Linked DNA regions of Homo sapiens: all the other regions are linked to region 2. The links are chromatin loops, found by intact Hi-C in ENCODE. Cell type or tissue: chondrocyte. All regions are shown on one strand. Links, peaks and the distances in the headings refer to the core of each region. The heading gives the core; the rest is flanking DNA.

Evidence for each region. Peaks named below come from ENCODE experiments on the same cell type or tissue, not always from the same donor. Only the 100,000 strongest peaks of a DNase experiment are listed, where the experiment ranks them.
Region 1: a loop joins it to region 2, with 2.5 times the contacts of the local background. A loop is called at or near these places in 1 of 110 quality-filtered maps.
Region 3: it touches region 2 in a loop (3.0-fold over the local background); 1 of 110 quality-filtered maps calls a loop at or near these places.

What each region holds. Positions count from the first base shown.
Region 1 is chr4:185,787,910-185,798,228 of GRCh38, reverse strand. The region is part of intron 1 of SORBS2 (sorbin and SH3 domain containing 2); the gene reads left to right. Among named protein-coding and RNA genes, the nearest start is that of SORBS2, 19 kb to the left of the region's middle. RefSeq lists enhancers at 1,017-1,532, 1,533-2,049. In chondrocyte, for the core only: no CTCF peak of the experiment used is centred there; no DNase peak of the experiment used is centred there.
Region 2 is chr4:185,927,864-185,938,182 of GRCh38, reverse strand. It overlaps a transcript of SORBS2 not described here. Among named protein-coding and RNA genes, the nearest start is that of SORBS2, 120 kb to the right of the region's middle. In chondrocyte, for the core only: no CTCF peak of the experiment used is centred there; a DNase peak (open chromatin) is centred at 5,476.
Region 3 is chr4:185,841,499-185,851,817 of GRCh38, reverse strand. It overlaps a transcript of SORBS2 not described here. Among named protein-coding and RNA genes, the nearest start is that of SORBS2, 34 kb to the right of the region's middle. In chondrocyte, for the core only: no CTCF peak of the experiment used is centred there; no DNase peak of the experiment used is centred there.

The DNA.
Region 1 (10,319 bases), core at 3,000-7,999, 140 kb after region 2:
AGAGTGGTGGGAGGATTGAATGGATTATGTATTCTAATTGTGTAGGGTGAGGTCTGGCATGTGGGAGATGCTAAACAAATGTGAGCAGGCATTACTATCATTCTTGGTGTATGCATGAGTTCATGTAAAAGGCACACACCGTGCACCTCTGATTCTCCAGGCTGCGTATGTTCAGTGGTGACTAGTCGACTTGCTACTCTTGGTGACTGTTCAGTCTTTGGGATGAGGGAGGGGAAACTGATAATCCCGCAGCATCACAAGTGCCGAGGCAGAAGGAAGGCACAGAGTAGAGTGTGACTGACCCTTCTAGGCAACTTCAGTGTGTGCATGGTGAAGGCAGGGGCATTAGATGGAGAAAGCATTGTCTGCAGGTGAACATGGTGTGAAAGCACATTGCAGGCTGGATGGTGCGTCTGGAATGTAGGAACAGTAGGGAGAACCGGGCGTGGGGTGGTGTGGGGGCATGGAAGAGCTTTGCAGTCACATAAAGTTGGAATTCATTCCCAGCTCTGTAGTGCTAACTTGGTCTTGGGGAACAGGCTCCTGGGCTTTTCCTGACCCCTATTTCCCTACTTAGGGGGAAGAGATAATAGCACTTACATCTGAGTATTATCATTAGGATTAAATGAGATTACTGCAAAATGACCGGCATAGCGCCTGGCACGTCAGAGGCAGAATGAATGGCCACCCATGCCTATTTTTGTCATCAGCATCAGGATCATCATCATGTTAAGTAGTTTGGGTTAATTCTTTAGGGAAAGAAAAAGAGAGAAAGAGAGAGAACCATTGGAGCTTCTTTACAGAGGAAAAGTAATGATCATATTTGTGGGTGAAAAATATATAACTGGTAACAGTATCAAATTAAATGAAGGGCACAAGAAAAGATTACGAAATGATAGTGTCGATGAATTCGACAAGAGGAAAACTTGGGCATGAACTAAGGTGACGGGGCCGGGAGAAATGAGCGAGGGATGTAATCAGTCAAGCCCTGCTCTGTGTCAGTCGCTCTCCTAAGTGTCTGGAACGCATCTGAAACAGTGTCTGCCAAACAGTCTTCGGCACAGACAGCTCTACTCGAGTGTGGTCCTGCGTTGCTAGAGGCGCATGGGATGCATAGAGTGAGGGAAATCTGGGGGTACCCGTGGCTTGTGGAGGAGCCTCTGAGGTTTCTCTGAAGAAGTGCGTGAGGTGGGGCCTAAGAATATGTCCACATTCGCTCTGGAAGCTGCCCAGCCCCACTGTGACCAGGGAATAATAGCGTGGCCACAGAGCCCAGGCATGCCCAGCCCTACCGTGACCAGGGAACAGCGTGGCCACAGCGCCCAGGCATGCCCAGCCTCACCGTGACCAGGGAACAGCGTGGCCACAGAGCCCAGGCATGCCCAGCCCCACCGTGACCAGGGAACAGCGTGGCCACAGAGCCCAGGCATGCCCAGCCCCACCGTGACCAGGGAACAGCGTGGCCACAGAGCCCAGGCATGCCCAGCCCCACCGTGACCAGGGAACAGCGTGGCCACAGAGCCCAGGCATGCCCAGCCCCACCGTGACCAGGGAACAGCGTGGCCACAGAGCCCAGGCATGCCCAGCCCCACCGTGACCAGGGAACAGCGTGGCCACAGCGCCCAGGCATGCCCAGCCCCACCGTGACCAGGGAACAGCGTGGCCACAGCGCCCAGGCATGCCCAGCCCCACCGTGACCAGGGAACAGCGTGGCCACAGCGCCCAGGCATGCCCAGCCTCACCGTGACCAGGGAGCAGCGTGGCCACAGCGCCCAGGCATGGAGCGATGGATTTCATATAAATCTGCAGGGCCCTGGGAGCCATTGGTATGGCTGGAATGCAGGATGCCCGATATGGAGAGATAGTGAGTAAAATCGAGCAAGCAGACCAGAGCCAGATGGCAGGGCAACTGTGAGACATTTCAAGCAGGAAGGTGAAATAGGATTTCCTTTATAAGATAGTTTCTCTGTTGTGAGAGCACCACTGAGGTAGGGTGGGAATGAATTCAAGAATTTCACATAGGGCCAGGTGGGGTGGCTCATGCCTGTTAATCCCAACACTTTCAGAGGCAGAGGCAGGAGGATTACTTGAGCCCAGTAGTTTGAGACCACCCTGGGCAACACAGTGAGATCCCATCTCTACAAGAAAATTTAAAAAAAATAAGGGAATTTCCTGTAGGAGGACAGTACAGTAATCCAGGAAGAAAAGATGAATGGCTCAGCTGAGACAGGACAGTAGGGCTGGGGGAAAAGTGCTGGCGTGGAGAGATTATGGAGACAGAACCAACAGTTCTCAGCTGGCATTTGGGAGTAGAAGCAGGCTATGGTTTAATCACCAGGTTTCTGTCTTGGGAAAACAAGACATGGAAAAAGTGTTTTGGGGGAAGAAGATAGTGAAACTGGTTTGAGACTTTCTGAGATGGAGATATAGGTGGAACACTTAGGTGGATATGTGGTTTTAAAAAAAATGTCTAGACCAATAGAAATATATTGAGCAGCAAAGAGAAGCCACCTATGTAATTTTTAATGTTCTATCAGCCACATTTTAAAAAGTAAAAGGAAACAGATGACACCAACTTTTATAATATTTTTAACCTAGTACAGCCAAAATATGATTTCAACAAGTATAAAAAATAGTAATGATTTCCTTGACATTCTTTTTTTTCGCATCTTGTGTGTATTTTGCAGGATAACACATCTCAGTGCAAGCAAGGCAGGTGCCCGGGAGCCACATGTAGCCCGTGGTTGCCATGTAGACCTTCAGAGAGAGGCTGGGCAGGAGGTGTCTGCTGGGGATGGACTAGGATAAAAACCTTCTCTGAAGGTACAGATCAAAGATTGCTGAGGCAGGGAGGGTGCAGCAGAGGTGAGCTTGTCCCAGTGGCAGGAGAGAGGAAGGAATTGCCGAAGCTGCCCCGACCTCTTTCTTCTATTTTTGAGGGTGTAGGATGTGAGATTGGAGTCTCAGAAACTTTGGAAACTTTGTTTATCTCTGTTGAAATTTACCCAACAAGAATCTGCTATATAAATTTGCAGGGCCCAGCGCAAGATGAAAAGGCAATTCCAAAAGTATGATGAATAAGTTATAGATGATGACAGCAGGGTATCAAACAGAACACCTGGCCGTTCTAAGCACAGGGTCAGGTGCACATGCTCAGTTTGCAAGCTCATGAAGCCCGCCTATACACACTACTTGTGTTTTTAGGCATCATCTGTGAACACTCTTGCCTACTGTGAATCAAACACAGTTTACTTAGTGAGATGATTAATGACTTTGAGTTACTGTGGGGTATTGCTGCTGGGAGCCACTCTTCCTGGCTGGAGGTGAAAGCAGCTTCTCCCCAGGCCAGAGGTCTGGGTGCACCAGTCCTGTTATATCCTTCCCACATTCCTCACATAGGCAGGACTTCAATCATGCTCAGACACCATCACCCTGACCCTCAGTCACACACCCAGGACCTCAGTCATGCCCAGAAGCATCATGTCAAGGGGAACCACCGAGTCCCCAGCCTGCTAGAAATCTGGCAGCTCCTCATTATCATTCTACTTATAGAAATTCCTCTTTCTCCACACCTTGTCATGGTAAAAGCATCCAACATGGATGCTTTAGATTGGGCTTCCTCAGAGGGGTGGCGGGGGAGAACTGGACCCAGGAAACACCATCTGAATTCCCTGAGATCAGCAGGATATCTAGAGAGTTGAGGCTGGGCCATGTATCTGCAGTTCTTGTCCCAGGACAATGCTTGAAGACACCTTATTTAGATTTTTATATTTGTGGCTGTGACTGCAACTCCCCTGCCTTAAAAATGTAAATTTAATGATCACTTTCAAACTGTCCCTGTAGTACATTATTTATGAACATAGGACCTTGCCTCCCTGAATAGCACCAAGCGCCCATGGCTCAGACACTCATCAGTGGGGCCGTGCCCCACCCACTGCCTGGATTTCCTCCCTCCTCCTCCTTCTCCATCTCTCCACTCTCTTTCTGCTGCCCTCTCTCCCCACCCTAACGTCATTTCTTTACCTGGTTATTTTTAAAATCCAAAAAACAATTTGAAGTGACATTTGTTATACTTAAGAAACAATTTTATGTCACCAATGTTTGGTCACTTAGTTTTAAAAGTCAGTAAATAACAGTATTTTTTTTTCTTTTAAAAAAGAAAGTAAAACAAATGCTTTTTGACAGACTTTCCCTTTGTATGTGCCTTGTCAAAGGCAGGGCTCCTCCAATTCTGCACCAATGTCCTTCCAATTTTGCAGGACAGGAAGGGGCAGGCCAGGCAGGAGCCTGCGGGGACCAAGGCCCAGTCATGGATTTAGCTTTCGAGGAGGTGTGGCCGCTGCCATGTGACTCCATATCTTTCAACCACAGGCTTGGTCTCTGTAAAAGAAGGATGCTGTGCATAGATCATAGGACCAGTCGTTCTCTTATATGAAGTAATTTGTGCAAAGGATACCTCACAGGGCCTGGCACATAACTGGCTCTCAGTCCATAATAACTTCATCATCAATAAAAAAAATCCCCAGAGATGGAAAGGAAATCTTTGGCCCAGACACGCTTTGTTTTGTCAAGATCTCCCAGAGGTATTGACCAAACAAGGCTCAACTGGGTCAAAAATAAAAAAATACACAGAATAAAAATAAATTTCCATAATAGATAAATAAATAAAAATCTTCTTAATATACAATCCATTTGACTTTCCGTGATCATGTTGTTCTTTAACTGTTGAAGTCCAACTTAAAACTCAAAGAAACTTCATTAGAGTATAACAAACACACTCTTGTATCTTCTGGTCCCAATTAATTACATTGCACTAAGGCAAACTAATCATCTGGAGATAAATTATGTGGAGTATTCACGGCAAAAATGATGACAGGATAGAATGTGGGAGCTCACTGTTTTCTAAAGACCTTATTCCCAAAGAACAGCCATCCTGCCACTGCCTAGGCTAGTAGAGACTGCAGTGCCACAATCCTGAAGCACTTGCTTGAGAATGCATCATATGATCTTTTCCCAACAGAATTTGGATTTACCTGCTTAATGGTGTTTTTCTTGGGCTGATCTAAAATGAGTCTTCACATCACATGGTATTGGAGCTTTGCGATCTGCAGGGTTAGTTAAGAAAGTAAAATAACAGTAAGTATTCTTATAAATAATAATAATGGCCACCATTCATTCAATGCACAGTGTGTCAGGCAGCGTGCCAAATTCTTTAAATACCTCTCATTGACTATTCACACAAACGCTCTGATGAGTACATTATTCTCATTTTACAGAAGAGGAAACAGGCGCAGAGAAGTTAAACAACTTGCACAGGGTCACACATGTGGGGAAAGTGGGATTCCAGCTTGAGTCGGCCACATTCCAAACCCTGCACTGTCAACAGTTTTCTAGACTGCCCATTTGTGGGAACTACAGATCAGCCAAAAGAAAATGTTACATTTCTCATTTTATCATTCTCTCTGTATTTTTTGCTCATGGGCTCTATGGAAACCGTTATTTATAAGTGAACACCAAATTTCCGTATCCTCAAGATCAGAAATAGCACGACAATAAAAAGAGGGAGGAAGAAAAAAAACAGTCTAGGATGTCAACAATTTTTTTTCTGAAGATTTATTTTCTTCTCTTTGCTTGTTCATATTTTCTTTCCTTCCTTCCTTCCCTCCTCCCCTTCCTTCCTTCCTTCCTTCCCTCCCTCCCTCTCTCTCTCTTCTTTCTTTTCTTTTCTTTTCTTTTCGATGGAGTCGCACCCTGTCGCCCAGGTCGGAGTGCAGTGGCATGATCTCAGCTAACTGCAGCCTCTGCCTCCTGGGTTCAAGCAATTCTCCTGCCTCAACCTCCTGAGGAGCTGAGATTACAGGCACCTGCCACCACACCCAGCTAATTTTTGTATTTTTAGTAGAGACGGGGTTTCACCATATTGGCCAGGCTGGTTTCAAACTCTTGACCTCAGGTGATCCTCCCATCTTGGCCTCCCGAGTGCTGGGATTATAGGCGTAAGCCACCACGCCGTCCCATATTTTCTAAATCTACTTAACGTTATGAAAATTTCAAAATAAGGAGATGTATCTAGAATGGGGCCAAAGGAAATTTAGGTAGCACCAATCATGTTTAGACATCTAACTAGGATGCCACAAGACTAAGCAATAGAAAACAAATTTTTAACCCTCTGAATATAAACATTTTGTCAATTTCCATTATCAAAATTTGCATCAATTTTAAATTGGGACATTATTTAGAAGCTGTCCCATTAGAAAACTGATCATCACCAACTTGATCTTCAATGCCAGGGGGCCTGTCTGTTTACTGGCAGTGGTGGTTTTACCCCTGGATTAAGAATGATTAGCTCTACTTTGGAACCAAATACAGTTCACATGGAGTTTAAAAGGAATCCAGAGTCTTGGGGCTCTGTACATGTTGAACAATTTCCCTTTGTTGACTATTAGCACTCTGATCTAAAGAAGAAAATGGTTACTCTGACGGCATGTACTTGTGGGGGAAAAACAATCTTATTTTTTTCACATTTTTAAGAGTATCTAGTGTGACAAATATCAAGTATGAGCACTCACTTTTATAATAAATTCCACGTTGCAGATTAGTCCTAACATGCTAGGTGAAAGAGTTCACCCGAGGCACTTAGAGTAAGAAAAATAAAAAACAAGTCAAGAGGTCATCTTCAGAACATCCACTGTTTATGATAAACACTGTACAGCCTCACCTTGGCTGGCTTTGTACGTCCATTATTCCATCATTCACTTTTCTCCACTGTGAGCTAGGTTTTTTCTATGGGGCAGGCACTGTGCTATATGAATAAAACAGAAGTCATGGCCCTCCTGGACCTTCCACACCCAAGGTCTATGTATACCTTATATCTGAAGCTAACTTGCCCAGCTCACAAACATGAGTCTGTACAAACAAAACAAGATCATATGAAGTGCAGAAAAGCTTTTTCTTAAACATTTAATGTATTCATAAATGTATTGCCCATATTTTGTTCTTATGTAGGTGGTAAATTTATACTTACCATTGCATGGTAATAAAATGTGACATGTGGCAAAAATGTGCTCATTCTAATTTAAACAGATGTAGGTTTTAAGTATTGAAAATTAGCATACTTTCCCAAATTAGTACTTAGAGAAACTTTTTAAATTGTTTATGAAAAGTGGCATTTTAATAAGCCTCACTACATTGCCATGCTCTTAAAAGCACATTCATATATTTTATTATTTTTCCCCCATACTCATGATTTTCTACTCAATGTTCACATTTTTCAGAGAACAGAGAGTATGGAATATTCATAGCTAAGTACCAAAATCAGCCTTCCTTTCCATTGACACAATGTGGAACAGGAATGCAATTTCTGTGGTACAGAGTCAATGCTGAGTGACAAAATTGGATCATTTCAGAAAATGTGATCAGGGAATCTTGAATTGTTCCCTAAATAAAGCCAGTTGTTTAGTGATAAACATATTTTAGAGTATTTGTCTGTGAGATGAGAGATGCTTTCTTATCAGACCAATGGACTAGTTTATGAATAATGAAGTTAACATTCTTAGAATTGAAATAATAGTTTCTTTTACATGAATAGACCATCTATTTATATATGGCTGCACAAATAAATTGAGTAAAATATGAGTTCATAGATTTCTTGGCTCTTTTAATGTGAAAATAATTCCAACTGTAGAGTCGCCCAGCTCCTCAGGTACCTTGTAATGATCCCTGAAGTTTAGAGTCCTTATTCATTGGAGGAAGCTATTAGTACACATTCAACAGATAAGTGGCAAAGATACACGTATTGTACTTGTAGAGCCAGGGTGGTTATCATGTGAGTGAGAATTGGGAATGTTTTCGCTACAATATGTCTTTTTGAGTGTGGCCACTAATCAGTATGGGTTAATAGACTGATCGAATAATACATCATTATTTTTGTGTTTTACATCTTACCCCAATGCTAGCTACTCTCAGGACAAAGTTAACATAACCACTGAAGCAGTGAGTGGAGATAAGTGTAGTTTAACAATTTTTTTTCATAGCAAATGTGTTGTGCGCAGATGACTGTCTTCTCATATCCTGAATAAATCCAACACTATGCTATTAAAAAAAAAAAGAAATAAAACTCCAGATCTCTTGCCTCCTCAAAATCTGTGAAATTAGAGACATGTTTCAACAGCCTAGAAATTAGCAAGGACCATTCATGAACTTTTTAACTACAGTAGATATATTGTTTCTCAGTGAAACAGATAACGGCAAATGTAGCCCATGGAGGCACTGCTCCAGTTGATTTGGAAACAGTACAAGAGTTTCTAAGTATTTATATAGGTAGGAAGAAACTTAGGGTCAAACTCATTTCCAAATGCACTAAAACAGTGAGAAAATGGTCAAGAAGCAAGAATAGCAGCAAAATTACCTAACAATACCTCACCTGGCACATTTTCAAAAACTTCTAATGCTTAAAAGGAGTTTAATGAAATATTGCATTAAAAATCAAGAGAATTAAAAAGTTATAATGTCTCTCTTGAATGATTCTGTTGTAAAAAAATGGTATATTCTGAGGACACCAATGTATCCATTTAAACATAAAAATAGAGGAGACTATAGAATGAAATTATGACTTTATTTGCTAAAATTATATTTAATAATTTATATTTAAACATTATAAGAAATTATATTTAATTTCTTGATTATATATAAATATATTCCATATTTGATAAGCAATTACTCTATTATCTAATACACAATTATATATTAATTATACTTATAAATATGATTTATTTCATAAATTATACTTTGCTAAATAATAAAATTGTTATGACTTTATTTTGAATAATTATTGCATAGAATCCCTGAGTACCTTTGTAGCTAATTCGAATCTGGATAAGGTGAGTGGAGATGAATGAGTATTAGGAGTTCTCTACAGGACTGCTTAAGAGTAGAAGGAAGGCAGTCTCATTTCTCATGGAAAATGGAAATATCATATTAATCTCAAAGAAACACAAAAATAAGCTTTAACACTGGATCTTAAGCTGACTTTTGAGTGTTAAGAAAAAGAGCAATGCAATGTTGAAGACTTCACAAAAAAGAGTATAAACATCCCAAACAAAGATGACCTGACCTGGTCCTTGATCTGTAAGTCAAACGCCCCAAAGAATAATTGGAGTCCAGAGCGCAGGTGTGTTCTGCGGCCCAGGAATCATGTATTCTCCAGCTCATGTTCTTAAGTTTGTAGGTCGTGGCGTTTGTTAGTACTTGAATTTCCAGCACCCTTGTGGTTACCGAAAATAGAAGGTGGTACAGAAGTCCAATTTGGAGTCTCGAAGGTGTGTTCAAATGTGTGCAACTGTTTTTAAAATAGGCCAAGTGGATAGATCTTAATCTGTAACACGAAAACAGAGTTCAAGTTGCAGAATGGTGGAGGCTCTGCAATTTAGAACCCACGTTTGGCCACAGTGATGGGCACCGTTGGTGAAGAGCTTTCCAATTCCTTCTTCTCTTACCCAACGTTATATATGCAAATAGAAGGGTGGCTTGAATTGAGTCTTTCTCTGTCTTTGCAGGTAAGATTCATTACAGGGTATAATTATAAAATTCACCAAATAAGTATACCCTAATATAATGCTATAAAGTGAACTCAGCTGCAAGGTTCTCTTTTTCAGAAGTTTCACCAGCGAGCCTTGTACGAATAATTCCTCTCTGAGATTATCTCATTTCTGAAGTCATTTTTCTAATTATCTTAAATGGTGCTATTCTCCTTTGATAGTTGACTGATTCTGAGATCACACTGCCGTACTTGAGTGTCTGGCTATGACTCAACTGAAATGTGCCTAATTTGAAACTTTGAAGCACCAAATTTTATTTGTTTTTCTTTTTAGGATATAGCCTATTAATTTCTTTCCCCCGCTGAATCCATTCTTACTGAAATTATTGCAAACCCCATTTTCTCTGTCGGTATCTCTTTTCTTTCTCTATGAAAACCTCTTTCTGTTGCTCCATTGATGCTACCACCTGACACTTCAATGAGTCTACGATTGCGAACAGCATTAACAGCTCATTTAGTTCATGAGGGGTTTGAGTAGCAAGTCTCCGACAAAGCTGCTCCCAGGCAGAACAAAGCAGCAGCTGGCGCTGGAGCAGCCCTGGTGCTCACGGAACAGCCCGGCAGGCCCCGTGGAAAGCCCTCTCCCATCTCAGATCTGGATCTGGAACATGCTGCCTGCGCCATGTGATGTCACCTGCCCATTCGCCGCAACAATGTTTCTTAGACCCTGGCGCTGGTCATGGCTTTACCTGTAAAATCATCTTCTGCTCCCAAATTTTCAAAA
Region 2 (10,319 bases), core at 2,689-7,688:
CTACAAAAAATACAAAAATTAGCTGGACATGGTGGCAGGTGCCTGTAATCCCAGCTACTCACAGGAGAATCACTTGAACCGGGAGGTGGGGGTTGCAGTGGGCCGAGATCATGCCACTGCACTCCAGCCTGGGTGACAGAGCAAGACCCCATCTCAAAAAAAAAAAAAAAAAAAGAATGATTTCTCTAAAACCTAGGAGGCAGGCAGCCACTGACAGTCTCTGAACAGCAGTAGTGGTGTGAGCTGCTATTTCCAAAGATGACACTGAGTTTGAAGGGGCAGAGAGGAGAAGATATTCCAACTCTGAAGAGATGTGTAATTCTCCACTTACATAGCACAGAAAGGAGTAGATGCTGGAGCCGACTCCACAGCACAGCACCTGTGGGGCTGGATGCCGGTCCCTGCTGAGGCAGCATCCCTCTTCACATCATTCTGTGTTCATTGCTTCCTCATTCCTCATTTCCCCCTCCCCTCCACTTCCAGCTAAAATAAAGTGGTTTTAATGAGGCATCACTTGGTGAGCTTTCGAATCAGGAGCCTGTAGGAGGACTGAACCAAGGATGTAGAGCCCTGCTAAATGCATCTTTCATCACTTTGGGGCAGGAGGACAGACCTAGAGGTACTTTTTGACGAAGGATTTAGTGCATTTGTTCCTGGGCTCAGGAAATATGGAGTTCTCCACTTCTGAAGTTAAGCACTTTAGTGCCCATCAACCTTAAGATTGAGGCATTATGGTGTCAATAAAGAGCAAAAATCTTGGATTCAGATACATGGCTAAGCAGCTACTTCATTTCACCCTAACAATAGCTCTGTTAAGAAAAATTGAACCTATCTCACTGTAAGAGTAAATAAACAGAAGTTTCAAGAAATTGCCTCACCCACGGTGAGACTGCTAGTACAATGCAGAACTTGATATACTTTTCAAAAGGTCACATGTATTTCTCAAAGCGTAGGAAACATGCTCCTCCAGTTCTCGTGAAGCACTCACTCACTCACTCACTCACTCACTCACTGGCAGAAGCACGAGATGAATGAGTTTTCCTTAAAATCGGGTTCAAGCACCAGGCTGACAGGAAACCATGTCATAATTAAAATCAGTCAATGTCATTGTTGAAATAGAATGACTTGTCATTCAAGAAGACAATTCTGAGTGGAATTTCAATTACATTTGGAATTAAAATAACTGTGCTATGTAATCTTTTAGAAGGTAGTCCTCTTACTGTCTAAGAAGCTGAATTTATTTTTTAAAACATTCTAATTAGGCATTCTTGAGGAATTTCCACCTTCAGTGAAACTGACAGCCCGTGCCATGCTGTGCCGTGCCGTGCATGCTGTGCTGTTGGTAGTGAGAGCAGAAGCTGAGTGTGGGAGGTGAAAGGAGACTCTTGCATAGTCTTAGAAGCAGACGGAAAGGGAAATCTTCTGTAAATTGCATTTCTAATCAACGTGATGACCATGTTTTCTAGCCCTAAAATTGGGACATGTGACTTGACAAAGAGACAGAATACTCAAAACTGGGAATGATCAGAAATATGGGATTTATGGTTATCACACTATTATCAATGGTGGCAAGGGTCAGCTTGAAGAATTCAGAATTAAAATTTAGATTAGATTTGAGGAAATTTACTTTAAAAATTAATTTCTGAATATGTCACACTTATGAACATTCAATTCTCTGTCTTGAAAGCTTCCCACCACCTCCTTCTCCTAAATATCCTGTTTGTGAGTTCCCATACGTACTTTATAACTTTGTGTAATTGATGGTTTCAGTACCCATTGCCTATGTGCAACTGCATTCAGCCTTTGTAGTTTTGGAACTGAGGATACTGCCCACTCTCAGTTGGCCATCAATAAATATTTGTTGCAGGGATGGAGGGTGGGTGAAACTGGAGCCAACCAGAGCCAGGATAAACCATGTGCCTTGGTGCTTTTCTTGTGAAGGCTTTATATTTACTTCTCTTCGCACAACTAAATATGGGACTAAGTTTGAATAGCACGTGTCTCCTCATTGAAAACTTACCGTTGGCCAGGTGCAATGGCTCACGCCTGTCATCTCAGTAGTTTGGGAGGCCGAGTCGGGCTAATCACTTGAGCTCAGGAGTTCAGGACCAGCCTGTCCAACATGCAACATGGTGAAACCTCATCTTTACAAAAAACACAAAACTTAGCCAGGCATGGTGGTGCACACCTGTAATCCCAACTACTCAGGAGGCTGAGGCAGGAGAATCACTTGAGCCTGGGAGAAAGAGGCTGCAGTGAGCCGAGATCATACCAATGCACTCCAGCCTGGGTGACAGTGAGACCATGTCACAAAGAAAAAGAAAACATACCTGTTCACTACTCTCCCACTTAATTTTCAAAGGCAGCCTGTGTCTCTTTTCCACATTCTCCCATGATGCTCTGTGTTACCAACTACGGCTCTGATTGATTATTGGTGTCTCTGTGGAGAGTAAATCATGTTTTCCACCCATATACATATCTCAAAAACAGCCCACCGTTCTAGGTTTTAACTGGACAGCTTCAAATTGGTGATAATTAGCCCTATCAATACCCTAGTTAAAGTTGGTATGTCTAAAGAACTAGTTCTTGGGTACTAACAATGGCTACTCATGGTAAAATGTTGGCCTTTTGGTGGAGTTTGTTCTAATGATCTAATGTCTTAATATTGCTATAGCACTTGGAATAGTGCTGGGACATAGTGAGAGACATTTTTGTGTTTGCCATTATCTTGCTTTATATCTCAACAAGCTTATGGGGGCAGAGAAAACTGATGCAAAAGTCAAGGAGTCTCTTAAACGTGTTATCTCCCATGGCTTAGTTTTGAGTTTCTTGTTACAGATAAGTGATATTTAAGCATAAAATAATAAATTTAAAATGTGGTATTGATAGCTGAGACTCAGCCCCTTTATGGTGGGACAGAAGCTTGTGGAAATAGTAGATACTTGGGATTGAACCCCTTGTGCCTTAAGGACCAGAAAAACTTCTCAGTTATTGAATTTGGATCGGGTTTTACTAACTGATACATTGCCTATTGGTTTGTGGGTACAAACTGTGTTTCTTTGGATTTTTCTTAAGAACTGGGGAAAGAGCTACATTAGCCTTGATTGTTGGCTGATTTTGATATCTGTAATGATTTGACTTGGAACAGAAAGGCAGAACATATTTCATACATAGAAGGTACTATCCAAAACACCTAAAGTGCAAATTATGGAGAAGCGACCTGACTCAGTAACAAACTATCCCGAAGAGCCATGATCAAGCATCTTCTCCTTGAGCAGTCTAGGGATGCACAGAGGGGGCCACAGAACAGTGTTTAGAAAGACAGACCCCGTCTTGAGTATCTGATTAGAGTTGAATGTCAGCAACTGCCTTGATTTCTCTCTCATTTTTTTTTTTTTTTTGAGATGGAGTCTCACTGTTGCCCAGGCTGGAGTCCAGTGGTGCAACCTCAGCTCACTGCAGCCTCCGCCTCCCGGGTTCAAGCGATTCTCTTGCCTCAACCTCCCACGTAGCTGGAATTACAGGGGCCCGCCACCATGTCTGGCTAATTTGTTGTTGTTGTTGTTGTTGTTTTTTGTATTTTTAGTAGAGCTGGGGTTTCCTCATGTTGGCCAGGCTGGTGTCGAACTCCTGACCTCAGGTGATCCACCTGTCTCGGCCTCCCAAAGTGCTGGGATTACAGGTGTGAGCCACCGTGATTGACCAAAATTTTTTTGTTCTTTAATATGTAAAATCTCATATTGCTTTGTGGAAGGGTGAGAGTTTTCTAAACAAAAGCAAATTGGATGCCTTTATTCTAGAAGGGTGTCTTCATTCTGTTTCACTGGTGAGTGCAAGCCTTTGCGTGGCAGGGACAGTGCCTTATTCATGTTTTATCCTGAAGGGCTTACAGAGGTCACGCCATGAAGAGCGGTTCTGAAAATCATCTGTGGAATGAATAAATGAATGAAAGCAGGAAAGGCTCTTGTCCTCTAGATTGTTATTCAAACAGTGTTCGAATTGCTATATTATCCAACAATGGCATGCGGGAAAAGACATGAGGGTTAAAAGAGAAATCAGTCAGCAAAAGTGCCAACCAGAGAGGGACTTTAAATGAAACCTACTGGGAAAAGTTGACGGATGTGTCTTCCCTAAAGATTTTATTTTTTCCTATGGGGAAAAATGCTTTGAAGGAAAGACTTTTGATTGAGAACAAAACCACAGTCTCTGGAAAGTGTGCAGCTTAGCAGGCCATCTATAGAGAGACTTTAAAGCCAGTTGGAGGTCAACTTATGTTCCTAAGCTCTGTAATCTTTTCAAGAAGGGTCTTCATATCAGGTGGCCTACTTTCACTGAAATGCCACTGATATTGGCTAAATTCTGTTTCCTTTCCAATTCATATTCTGAAGTCTTAACCTCCAGTACCTACGTATGTGACTTTTTTTGGGAAATGAGTGGCTGGTAAATTAACAGATTAGGTAAGATTAGGTCATTTTGGAGTGGGGTGGGCATTTGATCCAATATAAGTGGTGTCCTTGTTTATAAAAAGGGGAAGTTTGGACATGGACACACGCGCAAGGGGAATACCGTGCAAAGATGAAGGCAGAGATCCAGGTGATGCGTCTACAAGCCAAGGAAGCCAAAGACGGCCAGCAAGGGGAAAGGCAAGCAACAGACTCTCCCGCACAGCCTCAGAAGGAACCAGTCTGCTATAACCTTGATCTCAGGCTTCCAGCCTTCAGAACTGTGAGATAATGCATTTCTCACAGGATGCATTTCTCACAGGATGTTTAAGCCATCCTGTCTGTGGTACTTTGTTATCACAGCCCAAGCAGACGAATAGACCCACAGATGATTCAAACACTGTTGTACTTTAATGGTTACTGCAAAATACCACAGTTCACGATGATTCTACAGCGATACTCTAGAACTGCTGTAACGTTCGAGTAGACATGAGATCACTGGGTGGATTGTGTTTTTACCAACATATGAAACTGTAATTATCCATGAGCACCGTACTGCCTTTGGAGACACTGCTGGGACTGTGACTCAGACCTCCCTTGAGACAACTGGTCATTAGGAGTCACAGTGATGTGGAATCAACTTTGTCTTTCTGAAAAGCTGGAGATATTCATCATAGCCTGGACTGCCTGGGATCTACATGTTTTCTCCGTGTTGTAATGATGTGAAACACTTTATTAGCAGAGGAAGACATTTTTAGGAGAAGCATTTTGAATCAGAAGGCTTAAGAAGAATTCTGCTTTTCTCGTGAGTATCAAGTAGTTGATTATTGAGAACTGAAAACATTGTAGAAGGATAATTTACAAAATGACCCTTAAACATCTGCATTTATCATGGAAGATAAAAGTCTAGAGAAACTGTTTTTTAGCTGCTAGGAAAAGCTGTGTTTTCTTCAGAGGGTAAGTCATAGAGAAGGATCATGGTGTGGCCAGGGCAACCGAGCCCCAGGGGGGCTCATCCGCTTTAGGCCAGGCCCTGCCTACAGCAGTTTGCAGAGGCTGGTCTCAGATGCTTGCCAACAAATACAGCCCTGCAATGCAGTGACATTGCATTCCGGCAACTCTCTGTTCTCTTCATATTTTCTCATAAAATCTTGGCTCTGGCTAAAGAGAAAATGCCGTGCGGTAGGCTTAGCTCCTTAATGGTGAGGTGTTGATTTGGTATAGGTCTGTTTTCAGCCAACCCAGTACTTAATGTGTGGGGATTTTGTTGTTGTTAATGATAACAGTATTGTCTGGCCAAAAAATCATCCTTGCCATCCAGAAGTAAGACTATCATCGAATCACGCCACTTCTGCTTGCAGACAAGCAGCAGTGGACATGTCAAAACCGTGTGTGGTTATTAAAAGTTGACTTAACACCCTACTCTCTACCCTCCACTGTCCTTTGCAAGATTTCTTCAGTATATCAGGGGATCCATCCTTTTTTCCCTCCACTGCCCCCTTCGTAGCTGCCCCTCTGACAAATGCCTCCTAATCCCGCAAGCATTGCTGTTCAGCTGCTTCTGAGTCAGCTCATTTCCTCATGATCTTGGGGCCCCTTCCTCCAAGTGGTTTACCAAGGTGTGTGTTTATTATGTGTATATAATAAACACACACATATATAAATAAATATATAATAAACACACACACTAAATATATATCTGTATCTATATCTATATCTATCTATATATATATATATAGAGAGAGAGAGAGAGAGAGAGAGACAGGTTCTTCCCTTAAGATGTACTCTAGGGCAATCTCATATAAGAATTCTTTTCCACACACTTTTACTCACTTTCTCTTAACTCCTGTAAACTTAGAGGCTAGACCATTTACTTACATGTCCTTGTTATCTTTCTTCTCTTTCTGCATGTGTGCATGTGTGTGTGTCTGTCTGTCTCTGCCTCTCCTGTCTTTTTCTTTCTTTCTTTTCTTTATTTTTTGTATTGACAGTGACTCTCTCCCTAACCTCACTCTGGTCTGTCCTTGGCCCATTTAGTCTAATTTCAGCAAGAATCCTGCTGCGTCAGTTTAATGAAAGTCCCCTGCACTTGGGGTCTGATCCCCCTTGGTACCTGATCAAATGCCTCATCCCCTAGCCTTGGTATCTTATCACCCTGGCCTGCCTTCAACAAGATTATTTTTGAGTCAGCCTAGTAATAACCCCCGGCCTTGATGTTCCCACTTAGTAATTTTCCATCTGCTCACCCGCAGCCTGCTTCTTGGCCATCAGTCTCCGCTCGTCCTTGTAGTTGGAGTTGAGCTCAGTCACTCTTCCCAACTACAAACCTCCTTGTGGTGTCCCCCCTCATAAAATCTGTGTGTCCTTAACAAGTGTCATGAATATTTTTTTCTCTAGCAGTAAAAGAGTTATTATAATTAGACCATAAGCTTTTCCAAGGTAAAACTTTTCTCCTTGGCTCCTGAAATCATGAGTATATAGTAGTTGGTCAATAAACATTTGCTAGTAGATGGATTCTCCTCTTCCTTCTCATTTTCCCCCATACCCTCCTTATTGTCTTGCTTCCTTTTTCCTTCTCTGTTTAGCATAAAAATGATGAATCATAATGATAAATTATCTAATGTGATCATAATGTATGTAATTCTGTGTAGAATTGTTCATATACTTATAATTATACCATAAAAAGTGAAGATATCATCACTTTAAATATATTCATGTGTTTTCTTCATTTAATCAGCATTCTCTAACTTACTATTAATGAAATTATCCATTTCAATAGGGTAGGTATATCAATGCATTGAGTTTTTAGAGGCACATACATTTCACAGGGACTTAGTGTTTTATAAAAATATGTAGCATTGATGCATTAATTAAGGGAGAAGTAAAAATCCACAGAATTCGTATACAAGTCATTATTACTTTTTCCATCACAGAATTCTGCTTCTTTTTATTTTATAAGAAGAATATAGAAACTATGATTTTTCATTGCTTGGAAACAAGTGGATAGCATTGGAGGAGGGGACAGATCATATTTCATGAGTTACACCTTCAGAATAACATAAGATAGTGATAAGGAGAAATATCTTATCAAAACAGAGAGAGCTGAAAGGATTCAAAATCCCCCAGTTTAAAACTCTATCCAGGGCCGGGAGCAGTGGCTCACACCTGTAATCCCAGCACTTTGGGAGGCCGAGGCAGGCGGATCACGAGGTCAGGAGATCGAGACCATCCTGGCTAACACGGTGAAACCCTGTCTGTACTAAAAAATACAAAAAATTAGCCGGGCGTGGTGGTGGCGGTCGCCTGTAGTCCCAGCTACTCGGGAGGCTGAGGCAGGAGAATAGCGTGAACCCGGGTGGTGGAGCTTGCAGTGAGCCGAGATCGCACCACTGCACTCCAGCCTGGGAGACAGTGAGACTCCATCTCAAACAAAACAAAACAAAACAAAACAAAAAAACCTCTATCCTAGTGTTATAATAGAGATACAAGTTTTATTCACTAACATAAAGTAATAAAAACTGTAATTCTATGGGGTTTTCTTGTTATGTTTGGGGGATGAGGAGGTGACCATTTAAAATATCCCTGAAAACAAGTGCAGAATTATCAGTTTCATATGTTGTTAGCATCCTGTTCTGATTCTTGTAGAAAAGTAGTGACAAAGATAACACACATTTGTTCTGCCCTCGTGTGTGCCATGCATGGTAAGTGCTTTCTGTACATTGCCTCATTGACTCCTCACAACCACATCGTGCAGTCATTTCTTTTCTTATCTCCATTTTATCCATGGCTGAGCTGAGGCTTGAGAGTGAAATAAACTGCCCAAGTTCATCCCCGTCAATAGCAGAATATGAGATTCAACCCATAGTGTCACACACGCCCAAAATCAGGCTTTTAAAAATCTCTTTGCGGCCAGGCACAGTGGCTCATGCCTGTAATCCCAGCACTTTGAGGGGCCAAGGCAGGTGGATCACGAGGTCAAGAGATCGAGACCATCCTGGCCAACATGGTGAAACCCCAACTCTACTAAAAATACAAAAATCAGCTGGGCGTGGTGGTGCATGCCTGTAGTCCCAGCTATTCGGGAGGCTGAGGCAGGAGAATCTCTTGAACCCGGGAGGCGGAGGTTCCAGTGAGTCAGTGAGTCGAGATTGCACCACTGCACTCCAGTCTAGCAACAGAGTGAGACTCTGTCTCAAAAAAAAAAAAAAAACCCAACAAAAAACAACAAATAAAACCTCTTTGCTATCATAATGAAAACAATTGACCTTTGATGGATCATACAAATGAGATATTTGCTTGTACTCTGCTTTAAACTCAATTATAAAAGACTTTGGAAAGAAGAGCTATGATGATTTACAGATTGAATCTTTCTACATCATGTGAGGTTGATTTCTTGAAGTTTCTCAGAACTGGATTGACACCCTCTGAGTGTTAACTGGTTGGAATGAATCCAAATTCCTTCAGCGCTTGTGGAAGCCTGGGTCACCTGTCTCAGAGATGTTTATCCCAGACTTGCAGACCCAGAAATCTTGTGAGGTGCTGCCCAGGAACCCACAGTGGTAACAAGCTCGTCATAGGATTCTTGTGTAAACTAAAGTTTTAAAACCACTGTTATAAGGGTGATTTCTCTTTCTATAGGTGGAAAAAGATTACATCCAAATGTTTAGTTTAAAGGAATATCACTATAATTGTGATAAACCAGGAGTTGCAAACTCGTGGCCTGAATGACAGTAGTTTTTCCTTTGGCCAGCACAGTTTGTTACCATAAGAGTTTGGATGTGTTTATGTAAGGCATACGCCCTCTATTTCAACACAGTGCCCATGACTTCCTAGCATCTTAGACTTTGAAGATACCTGCATGATCCCTGAAGAAAGCTGGAAAGAAGAACCTTCTTGGCCAGGCGCGGTGGCTCACGCCTGGAATCCCAGCACTTTAGGAGGCCGAGGTGGGCGGATCACGAGGTCAGGAGATCAAGACCATCCTGGCTAACACGGTGAAACCCCGTCTCTACTAAAAATACAAAATAATTAGCCAGGCGTGGTGGCAGGCGCCTGTAGTCCCAGCTACTCGGGAGGATGAGGCAGGAGAATGGCATGAACCCAGGAGGCAGAGCTTGCAGTGAGCCAAGATCGCGCCACTGCACTCCAGCCTGGGCAACAGAGCAAAACTCCGTCTCAAAAAAAAGAAGAAGAAGCTTCTTATACATGAAATCCATGAGATACTGGGGCCCCACGTGCCTGACTCTCCCGCAGTGCTCAAGACCTGTCTATAAAGTAGTTTTTCTCTTTGTTCAGGGAGTTAGACAAAGAAGAAATATGTTTTCTTTTTTTCTTTTTGAGATGGGGTCTTGCTCTGCCACTCAGGCTGGAGTGCAACAACAGGGTCATAGCTCACTGCAGCCTCAGACTCCTGGGCTCAAGTGATCCTCCCGCCTCAGCCTCCCAATGAGCTGGGACCACAGGCACATACCACCACTCCCAAATAATTTTTATTTTTTATAGAGACAGGATCTCTCTATGTTGCCCAGGCTGGTATTGAACTCCTTGGCTCAAGGAATCCTTCCACTTTGGTCCCCCAAAGTGATGAAATTACAGGTGTGAGCCACTGCCCCCAGCCAGAAATATTTTTTTTTCTATGCTTCTTCTTGCCCTCTATAAGTGACTTAAATATTCTCATGGGTCATTTGAGACCTCAGTCCTTTTTGATAAAGCAGAAGGGAAAAAATGGACAGGAGGCCTTCAGTGAAAACAAACCAGCAATATGAGTATTTTTCAGAAATTAAGAAAATAAAACAATTTATGTTAAATCAACAAGGTGACATATCAAATAAAACAAATCAGAAGTCCGTGTTGGTGATGAAAATGATAGGACTTGTG
Region 3 (10,319 bases), core at 1,888-6,887, 86 kb after region 2:
GGAGTCTGATGTTCGAGGGCAGGAAGCATCTAGCATGGGAGAAAGATGAAGGCTGGGAGGCTAAGCCAGTCTAGTCTTTTCACATTCCTCTGCCTGCTTTTTATTCTGGCCGTGCTGGCAGCTGATTAGATGGTGCCCACCCAGATTAAGGGTGGGTCTGCCTTCCCAGCCCACTGACTCAAATGTTAATCTCCTTTGGCAACACCCTCACAGACACACCCAGGATTAACACTTTGCATTCTTCAAGCCAATCAAGTTGGCACTCAGTATTAACCATCACAAGTCTTTTACACGATGTAATATATATATATGTGAATATGATTTTAAAAAAATCCCAAAAGGACAGCTTGTAAGTGCAACCCCTTGCTTATTCCTGTCTCATAGAGATGACCGTGAGTCAATCCACCTTTCCTTTATAATCATATTATTATATTTCCTTAAAGGAACGTAAAAGAATATGGAACCACTTTAAAAAATACCTGTTTCTAAATAAACTTGTAAACACCAAATCATGGTCTTTGTGGTAGTTGAAGGTGAATTTCTTCATGTCTGGGAAGATACAGGTTTTCCGAGTTTAACAATAGCCATGTCAGAGGCAAAATATGAAAGATAAGCTACTCATCTTCTCCACTCTAAATGATTTTTAACAAGTGCACCTGGTATCAGCCGAGGGTCCCCAGAGAATATATGTTTTATACATAAATATGGAGATTTATTATAGAAATTGCTTCATGTGATTATGGCAGCCAGGAAATCCCACGATCTGCTGTCTGCAAGCTGGAGAACCAGGAAAGCCGTTGGTGTCTCAGTCTGAGTCTGAGAGCCCAAGAACCAGAAGCACCAACATCTGAGGGCGGGAGATAGATAGGTGTCCCAATTCAACCTGAGAGGGAGTGAATTTACCCTCGTGTGCCTTTTCATTCTATTCAGGCCCTCAACAGATGAGATGATGCCCACACACCCTGGGTAAGGTGGATCTTTTTTATTCAAGTCTATCAATTCAAATGCTCATCTCTTCCAGAAACACCCTCACAGACACACTCAGAAATCACGTTTCACCAGCTATCTGGGCATCCCATAGCCCAGTCAAGTTGATGCATTAAAATTAACCATCACATGCTCTTAAGCATATTTCAACCCGACTCAATAGAACTAGAGTCTTGTAAAACATATGATATACACACTTCAGTGGTTTTCAGCACAGGCAGTTGACCAGGCTTACTTGTTCAAAGAAGAGAAGATGGGTTTTTAATAGCACTCACAAATCAAATTCATTAAGTCCCTATTTTGATGTAGGAGAACAGAGCTATCATTGCAGCAAAATTTTCCAAGGCCAGTGATGCCAGGATACCAAGGAGCTACATGCTGTCATTTGCTTGGGTCTCTCTGACAACCATGAAGACACTGTCCTCTTTCCCTCTAACAACTTGTTTGTAAAATTGTTAGACTCTCGACATATGGGACAAGTCAGCAGAATGTTAGACTTCCTATAATATCTCAGCAAGACTGCCTTGAGAACTCATGGCATGTGGATAGTTCAGGGAGTTGTGTGTTTTTCCCAACTCAGTCATTACCAATTGTACATCCCACATGAAAGTCACTTTAGCATTTTTCCATATTTTAGGGGGAAGTGGTGACTCATGCCCGAGGGGCAGGATGAGAATATAGGTCTCATAGGCATCTTCAAACCAGGTTCGCCTCTGCTCCACATTTGTGCCATGAAAGAGCTTCGTTTCATAACAAGCCAGAGACCAATTCTAAATCAGTATCTGCACAGGCCTGAAGAATTGAAGGCTTATGCAATAGCAGTCATTGCCAGGGTGGGTGTGGATCAAAACGCAACGTAGAAATCCTTACGCCATTGCAAGCAGCTTGTCTCCTCTGCCCCAGTTGTTCTTGTAATTTTAACAACCATATGCTTATCTTCTGTTTTCTGGCAGCCTAGAACTGTTCTTCATTTCTTTTTTAGACTCAATAGAAATTAAGTGGTTTGGCCATCAACATTCCTGTCTGTCGTCTCTCAGTCTTCTGTGAACAGGACCAGATGGAATAAGCTCTTTGATAGTTACACATTCATTGGAATTGAAAAAATGGGCAGCTGATTTTCTATTTTATAGGCAAAGTCCCAGGCCTGCCCCTGTGAGAGTGTGGCCTGCTGGGCTACTGTCTTATTCTGCAACAAGGGGTGAAGCCACAAAGATTATGTCTAAAAGAGTAATCACAGAGACAGGACAGGGTTTAGGCAGAAGCAAGAATTTCAGAGCATGTGAGTGAGGAATTATCTGCACTGGAGTGGACTTATTTTATAATGGGAAAATTCTCAGAATCTCAAAAAAAAAAAAATGGCAGGGAGAGGAAGAGTGGCAGGCGACAATCTAACCCAGTTTGTGACTTGGAATTCATAAATTCTTTATCTGTCGATTGGACAGAAATAATGAAAAAGACTTTTTTCATTAAGGAAAATCCTACTTCAAAATACAATGGGCTGAGCCTTGCAGTGTCTCAAGTCGGAATTCGCAGTGGGTTTGGGGAAGCTCTGGTGGCTCCACTGGGTAGTGTCTGCTCTCTAGAATGGCAACAGGGTCAACAAGGGTGTGCCAAGATGCCAGGAGCTTTATTAGACCCTGAGCAGGAAAAAGCTACTCTTTCAGTCTGATGGAGCCCTAATCTGACAGGGTCCTGGAACAACAGTGCTTGTTTCAGTAAGGGCCAGCTATATAAGAGGTGGTTCTAACATCATTCTCGTGATTGATGGGCATTGTCCAAAATAAACAAAACAACCAACCTTTTCGTACCACCTAGCAGCTGTCAAGTCCCTGTGTCACAGATGTGTCACTACTGTGTGCTTCTTTAATATAAATAAGCCACAGCTAGTGAAAGGGCTACAAGAGATATTTTAGTTTGGTTCATCTCACTGCATCTAATAATCTCAAGTAACTTGAAAATGTTTAGGATATATTATCTATAGAAATGAAACAGTACTGAACCCAGCAGACTTAACCGTCAGATAAAAGGCTCAAACTATGTCAAGAAATGTCCTAGACAGGTATGGTGGTGGCTGCCTGTAGTCCCAGCTACTTGGGAGGCTGAGGTAGGGGGATCCATTGAGCCCAAGAGTTTGAGTCTAGCCTGAGCAATGTATGGAGACCCTGCCTCTTAAAAAAAAAAAAAAAAAAAAAAAAAAAAAAAAAAAAAAAAAGAGATATCCTTATAAAGAACATTTAAAACCTGGACTTAATTCTGAACCACTAGAATACTAGAATCTTCATTTGTGTGACAGTTTTTCTAAGACTTTTTTAAAAGTTTACCTTTCATAAATTTGCATCCATTTGAATTTTTATTTGCATTCAAGTTGATTTCCTGGTTTCAAAATCAGTCACAGCAGTTGTTGACATGGAAAAAAAATTTGCCAAAGCAAAAGTTGAGATGGTGTGTCACAAAGGATTTCATGAACTAAAAGTTACCATTCCTTGTCCAATAACTTTTACTTCTCTTTTATTCCATGATATTAGGGGTTCTGTGGTTAAAGGCACTCAGGAATCCCTGCAGGTTGGCTTTCCCCAGAATACCCTTGAAGCCCAGAATCATCATGGGGACCACTACAGACTTGACCTGGATCCTAGGGCCTTTATGAAAAAGTCATCACCGCGCATCCCCTTCTCTGCCTCCATTCCACTGTACTCATATAATTTCGGGGTATCTGAGACTGCAGCTTAAAGCATCATTCTCAAGGAGTCTCTGAGTCTGTCGAATTTTCTGGGTGGCCCCAATCCCAAACCATGACCTGGGGACAAATTTGGGGGTTCTTAAATTTCTGGGAGAGTTCAGATCCCACAATTCAGGCCAGGTCAGCCCTGCGACTCGGCATGAATGTGAGAAGCCTGCGGAATGCCAAAGGACTGATAGCTGTAATCTGAGACATGCTGTTTGCTCTTTGATGAGACTAGCCATCAAAAACGATAGCAGAAAAATCTCAATCCTTGCCGATGAAGCCAGTTTCTACCTGATGAACAGATCTCCTAAGATGTGAGCCCAGTGCTTCTTCAGTTCATTCCAGGGCTCTAGGGTACAACTTACTGCTTGGAATAACTCATTGCTAAACAGTCTGCAGGGTTTAAATTGTCACATTCCTTATGGAGTCAAGGTTGCTATAATCGTTGCTGCCGTCTACAGCAGCTCTGGGAAGGGCAACAGGGTGGAGTGGAATTTCACACATGCCATATGTCGCTTACTCATCCTGCGAGATCTGGCTTGGACTTGCTGCAGTTGGGAGGAGAGGAGGATGTATGTCTGGATGATACAATCACAGGGACCCCAGATCCTGCGAGGATGGATTCTGAGCTATAATTGTTCACCATTGACGCATGTGTTCAGCTTGATTTTCTGGTCCTGGCATTTCGGCACTCAGCAGTCACCTCCACACTGGGCAGAGTGAGAATTTGGTGCACCAATCCAAAAGATACTGAAGGCATTTTAAAGGGAAACCAATTCAGTCCCTTTTCTCCAATCCCAAAGAAAGTGTCCACTCACTAGGGAGAAATAACAAAATTAGATTTTGATTTCTTATCTTAGAACAGATTGTTTCCTACTAATTGAGGCTCAAACACAAAGTGGTAAAAAGTCCACTGGAGCAGACTTACATTATGATGGGAATACTCTCAGACTCTATCAACACTGAATCTGTTATTAAACACAAGATAAGTGTAAGTTTTGGGGACAGAAGTTATCTAATTGTTTTATCCTTTGCCATGTTTTATTATAAAAAATCTTGTCTCTATCGCCACTCCCGCCACACCAAAGAATCCCCAGGGAGCATGGCCCCAGTGAGTCATGTTTTTATTCTGGATATCCTCATCTACCAAAGGTGTTATCATTCTTTCCTTTCCCTAGTTTTTATTTGACAAATAGGGATTTTTCTCTAAATTTAAATATCATAAATAAAATTTTCAAACACAAATGCCCTTGGAGATTCTGAATCATAACTCCATTCTCCCCCTTCCCCCTCTCTCCCAAACTTTCCCTGGTTTGAATTACAAGCCTAGGGGGAAAGAAATAACAGTTTAACTTGATTAATGGAGCACTCAGCAGAAGCACCCGCTTCCTATTCTCTGCCTTGCTTTCTACCTCATTGAATAAATGTACGCTATTATCTCAGTCTCGCTTCAGGCTTTACCAGTGAAATTGTTCCCAATAGGATTGCCAAAGCCCTTTTGGTTAGCCTTAACCAAGTGATAGTCTCAGTCATGTTTTAAAGTCAGGTTTATGAAAGTATAATTTATATACAGTATTCACCTTTTTTAGGAGTACAGATAAATGAATTTTGAAAAATGTATCAAATTACAGAACTTCCAACACATCAATGTGTAGAAAATTTTCATCTCTTCAAAAAGGGTCCTTGGCCCCATTCAGTTGATTTTCTTTCTGACCCCAGCCCCTGGCAAACCCTGATCTGCTTTCTGTCCCTATAGTTTTATTTTTCCAGAATGTATTATTAGTGGAAACATGCAATACTTAGTCTTTTGGGTCTGGCTTCTTTCACTGGCATGATGCATTTGAGAGGCGTCCATTTGTTGCAACTATCAGTGGCCTTTTCCTTTTTGTTGCTGAGTAACATTCTGTTGTATGGATGTACCATCGTTTCTGTATCCACTCTCCAGGTGATGGACATTTGTGTTGTTTCCAGGTTTTAGTGACCATGAATATAGCCTCTATAAATATTCACTTTCAGGTTTTTGTATGAACATATGTTTTCATTTCTCTTGGATAAATGCCAAGGAGTTGGGACTGCCAGGTGGCATGAAGTTTATGTTTAACAGTATCAGAAACGATCTTCCAAGGAGTCTGTACTATTTTGCATCACCACTAGCAGTGAATGAGAGCTCCTGTTGCTCCACATCCTTGTCAGCATTTGATATTGTCAGATTTTGTTTTGTTTATATTTTGGCCAGTTGAAAGGTGTGTAATAGTTTTCATTTGCATTTTCCTAATGATTAATGGTACTGAGCATTTATCATGTCCATATTTAGATCTGCATCTCCTCTTTGGTTAAAGTACCTGTTCAAAACTTTTGCCTATTTTTTTGCTTCTTTTTTTAAATTGGGTTGTTTGTTTTATTATTGTTGAGTTGTGTACATTCTTTATATATTCTGTATACCAGCCTATTATCAGATACATATTTTGTGAATATTTTCTCCCTTTCTGTGGTTTCCCTTTTATTTAGCAGAGTATTTTAACTGTGATCAAGTCCAGTGTGTTAATTTTTCCTTTTATGGCTTGTGCAATTTGTGTGCAATATAAAGCATTTTTTCTAACCCAAATTTACAAAGACTTTCTCCTTTGTTTTCTTCTATAAGGTTTACAGATTTTTTTATTGTTGCAAAATGCACATAATATTAAAATTACCATTTTAACCACTTTAAAGTATGTAATTCAGTGATATTCACTACCTTCACAATATTGCAAAACCAACATCACTATCTACTTCAAAAACATTTTCATGGCCAGGCACAGTGGCTCACACCTGTAACACCAGCACTTTGGGAGGCCAAGGTGGGAGGATCGCTTGAGCCGGGAAGTTGGAGACCAACCTGGGCAACCTCGTGGGACTCTGTCTCTACAAAAAATTAAAAATAAAAAATTAGCTGGGGGGTGGTGGTGTCCACTAGTAGTCCCAGGTACTAGGGGGGCTGAGGTGGGAGAATCATTTGAGCCCAGGAGGATGAGGCTGCAGTGAGTCATGATCACCCTGCTGCACTCCAGCCTGGGTGACAGAGCAAGACCCTGTCCAAAAAAAAAAAAAAGCATTTTCATCATCCCTAAAAACCCCATACCCACTAAGCAGCCAATCCCCATTCTTCTCTTTCGCCAGCCCCAGGCAGGCACTAATTTACTTCCTGCCTGTATGGATTTGCCTCTTCTGAGTGTTTCGTATAAATGGAATGGAATCGTGTTACATATAGTCTTTCGTGTCTCACTCTTTCATTTAGCATAAGTTCTCAAGGTTTCTACATCTTGGAGCATGTATCAGTACTTCATTCCCTTTTATGGCTTAATAATATTTCAATGTATGAATATGCCATCTTTTCTTTATTCATTCATTAATTGGTGGGCATTTGGTTTGTTTCTACCTTTTGGCTCTTGTAAATAATGCCGCTGTGAGCATCGGTGTACAAGTTTTGTTTGAAGATCTGTGTTCACTTTTTACACAGGAGTAGAATTTCTGGGTCATATGACAATTCTGTGTTTAATTTATTGTGGAATCATGAAACTGTTTTCCACAGTAGCTGTACCGTTTCACATCCCTCCAGCCGTATATGAGTATTCAAGTTTCTTCACATCCTTAGCAACATCTGTTATTTTCTGGTTTTGCTGTTGTTGTTGTTATTGTCATTCTCATGGGTGTGAAGTGCTCTCTTATTGTGGGTGTGTTTTGCATTTCACTGGTGACCAACGCTGTTGGGCATCTTTTCGTGTGTCTGCCGATCATTCGCATATCCTCTTTAGAGAAATGTCTCTTTGAGCCCTTTGCCCATTTTTGAATTGGGTTCTTTGTCTTTCTGTTGTTAGCTTTATAGTTTTGAGTTTTACATTTAGCTCTATGACCCATTCCAAGTTAATCTTTTTGTATAGGGTCCAGTGTATTTATCAGTGTTCATTTTTACACATATGGTTCCAGTCTTTGTTTAGCAAGACTGTCCTTTCTCCATTGAATTGCCTTAGCACTTGTGTTGAAGGTGTGGGTTCTGTTCTCTCCCACTGATCTATGTGAACTGCCTTCCTCCAAGGAAGGGATGTGTTATCTCATATACTCATAGAGTGTACAGTCTTCAACACTGTAGGTTTACAGTGAGGTCATGAAATCAGGTAGGTAAGGCCTCCAACTTTGTCTTCTTTCTCAACATTGCTTAGGCTATTCTACTTTCTTTGATTTTTCATACAAATTTAGAATAAAATTTCCCATTTCAAAAAATAGCTTGCTGGGATTTTGATGGAAATTGAATTTTAATTGGGATTTATTGCACTGAATCTAAGATCTATTTGGAGAGAATGGATATCTTAACACAACTGAGTTTTCTCATCCATGAACATGATATATCTCTCCATCTTTCAGGTCTTACTTAGTTTCATTAATAATTTATAGTTATAACTAATAATTTATAGTTTTCAGCATACAAAGCTTACATGTATCTTGTTAGATTTATTTCTAAGTATTTTTTCAGTGCTACTGCAAATGGTATTGCTTATTAATCTTCATTTTCTATTGTTTATTTCTACCATATGGAATTATTGATTTTTCTATATTTACTTATATCCTGCAATCTTGTTAAGCTCCTTTATTAATTCTAGTAGCTTGTTTGCATATCTTTGAGATTTTCTATGTAGACAATTTTGTCATCTATGAATAAAAACCGTTTTATTTCTCTTTTATTCTATATATATCCTGGGTTTTTTAAATCTAATTGCTACAGCTAGAACCTCCAATACAATAATGAATAGGAATGGTGAAAGTGGATACCTTTTCCTTGTTCCCAATCTCAGTCCTGTGTTAACTGCTGTTTTGCTTTCTCTTAGTGAAACTACCTAGACTTTTGTGACCCCACACTCTCCGGATTCCCATTGAATCATCCTCCTTTTGTGGGGGCCTTTTCCTGCAGCTGCCTTTCAGGGTAGTTGTTCTACAAAGTCTTCCATAACTCAGTGCTCTGTTCTTTCTACCCACACTCCCTGTGTTATTGCATATACTCATGGTGTACCCAGTGTCACCCATGTACGGACTCCTAATTCCATATTCAGTCCCAGACCTTCTCCAGCAGTCTTATTTATCTAATTGCCTGCCAGCTGCCTGTCCTAGAAGCATGTTAAATTTAATTTTTTTTTTTTTTTTTTTAGACAGTCTTTCTCTGTCGCCAGGCTGGAGTACAGTGGTGTGATCTTGGCTCACTGCAACCTCCGCCTCCTGGGCCCAAGCGATTCCCTTGCCTCAGCCTCCTGAGTAGCTGGTACTACAGGCATATACTACCATGCCTGGCTAATTTTTTGTATTTTAGTAGAGACAGGGTTTCACCATGTTGGCCAAAATGGTCTCGATCTCCTGAACTCATGATCCGCCTACCTTGGCCTCCCAGAGTGCTGGGATTACAGGCATGGGCCACTGCACCCGGCCAAATTTAATATTTTTAATATTTACTCCATCACTCCTACCTTCTCTGTTTGCTTCCATGGGCTGGTTTCTCTAGTGACTATTTTTCAACACAAATCTGATCAAGTTGCCCCTTAGCCCCAGTGTACCTTTTAATGTACGATATAACTTTCATGGGGTGTCCAGTCTTCAACACTGTAGGTTTACAGTAAGGTCATGAGATCAGGTAGGTAACTCCTTACCATGGCTAAGAAGGCCTGCATGCTCTGACTTTTAGTTAACTCTCAGGTCTCATCTTCTGACACTTTCCTTCTTGTCCACTCTGCTCTAGTCACATGGACCTCCAGTCTCTTTCTTGAGCCAACCAAGTTTGTTCTCACTTTAAACCAAAAGTAGATCTTTACATGACTAGAGCTTTTTGGACACTTAGGTCATTTAGGCTCACATGTGGCCTCCTTAGTAAGATTTTCTCTATTCAGTCTAAGAGGACCACTCTACCACCTACACATCGTCTTTCATATGGTCTTCTGTCATTTTATTCCTAACATTATCATCTGAAATGACATTATTTAATTATTAGTTTCTTATATCACTTATTTCTCCTTCTAGGAGATAAGCTCCTTGAGGGCAGGAGCATTGGTCATTTTGATAGGAGTCCCTGTGTCTGGTGCCTATAGCACTCCCTGAGCACGGAGTAGATGTTCAGTAAATCATGAATGCTGAATGAATGAATTAATTTTCTAATTCACCGTCCACCTGGTCACCTAAGCCAGAAACCTGGGTATCAGTTGATTCCAACAGTGTTTGGTCAGTAAAATAGAAAGCACTGTAGATATTTTAAGCAAGAAAGAATTTAGTACAGAGAACTGGGAAATTATAGAATCAATTAAAAGCCTTAAAGAAGCAAAAGTCAGAGAAGCCACTGCTAGTCTTTCGGGAAACAAATTGCAGGAATTCTGAGGGACTTTTACCAAAGGTCTCACCTGTTTACAGCACCAGAGATTCTCAGGAGATTGTGCAGAAGCTCCTGGCAAAACCTCATTTGCCATCTGCCAAAACCCATGCACCTACTCACTGTTGCTGCAAAATAATAAGTTTCCTTTTCTTCTGTCTTCCGCATCTTTCTTGGGGACCTCCATGGGAGGAACCTAACATGAGATCCTGCTGGCTAGTAAGTGAA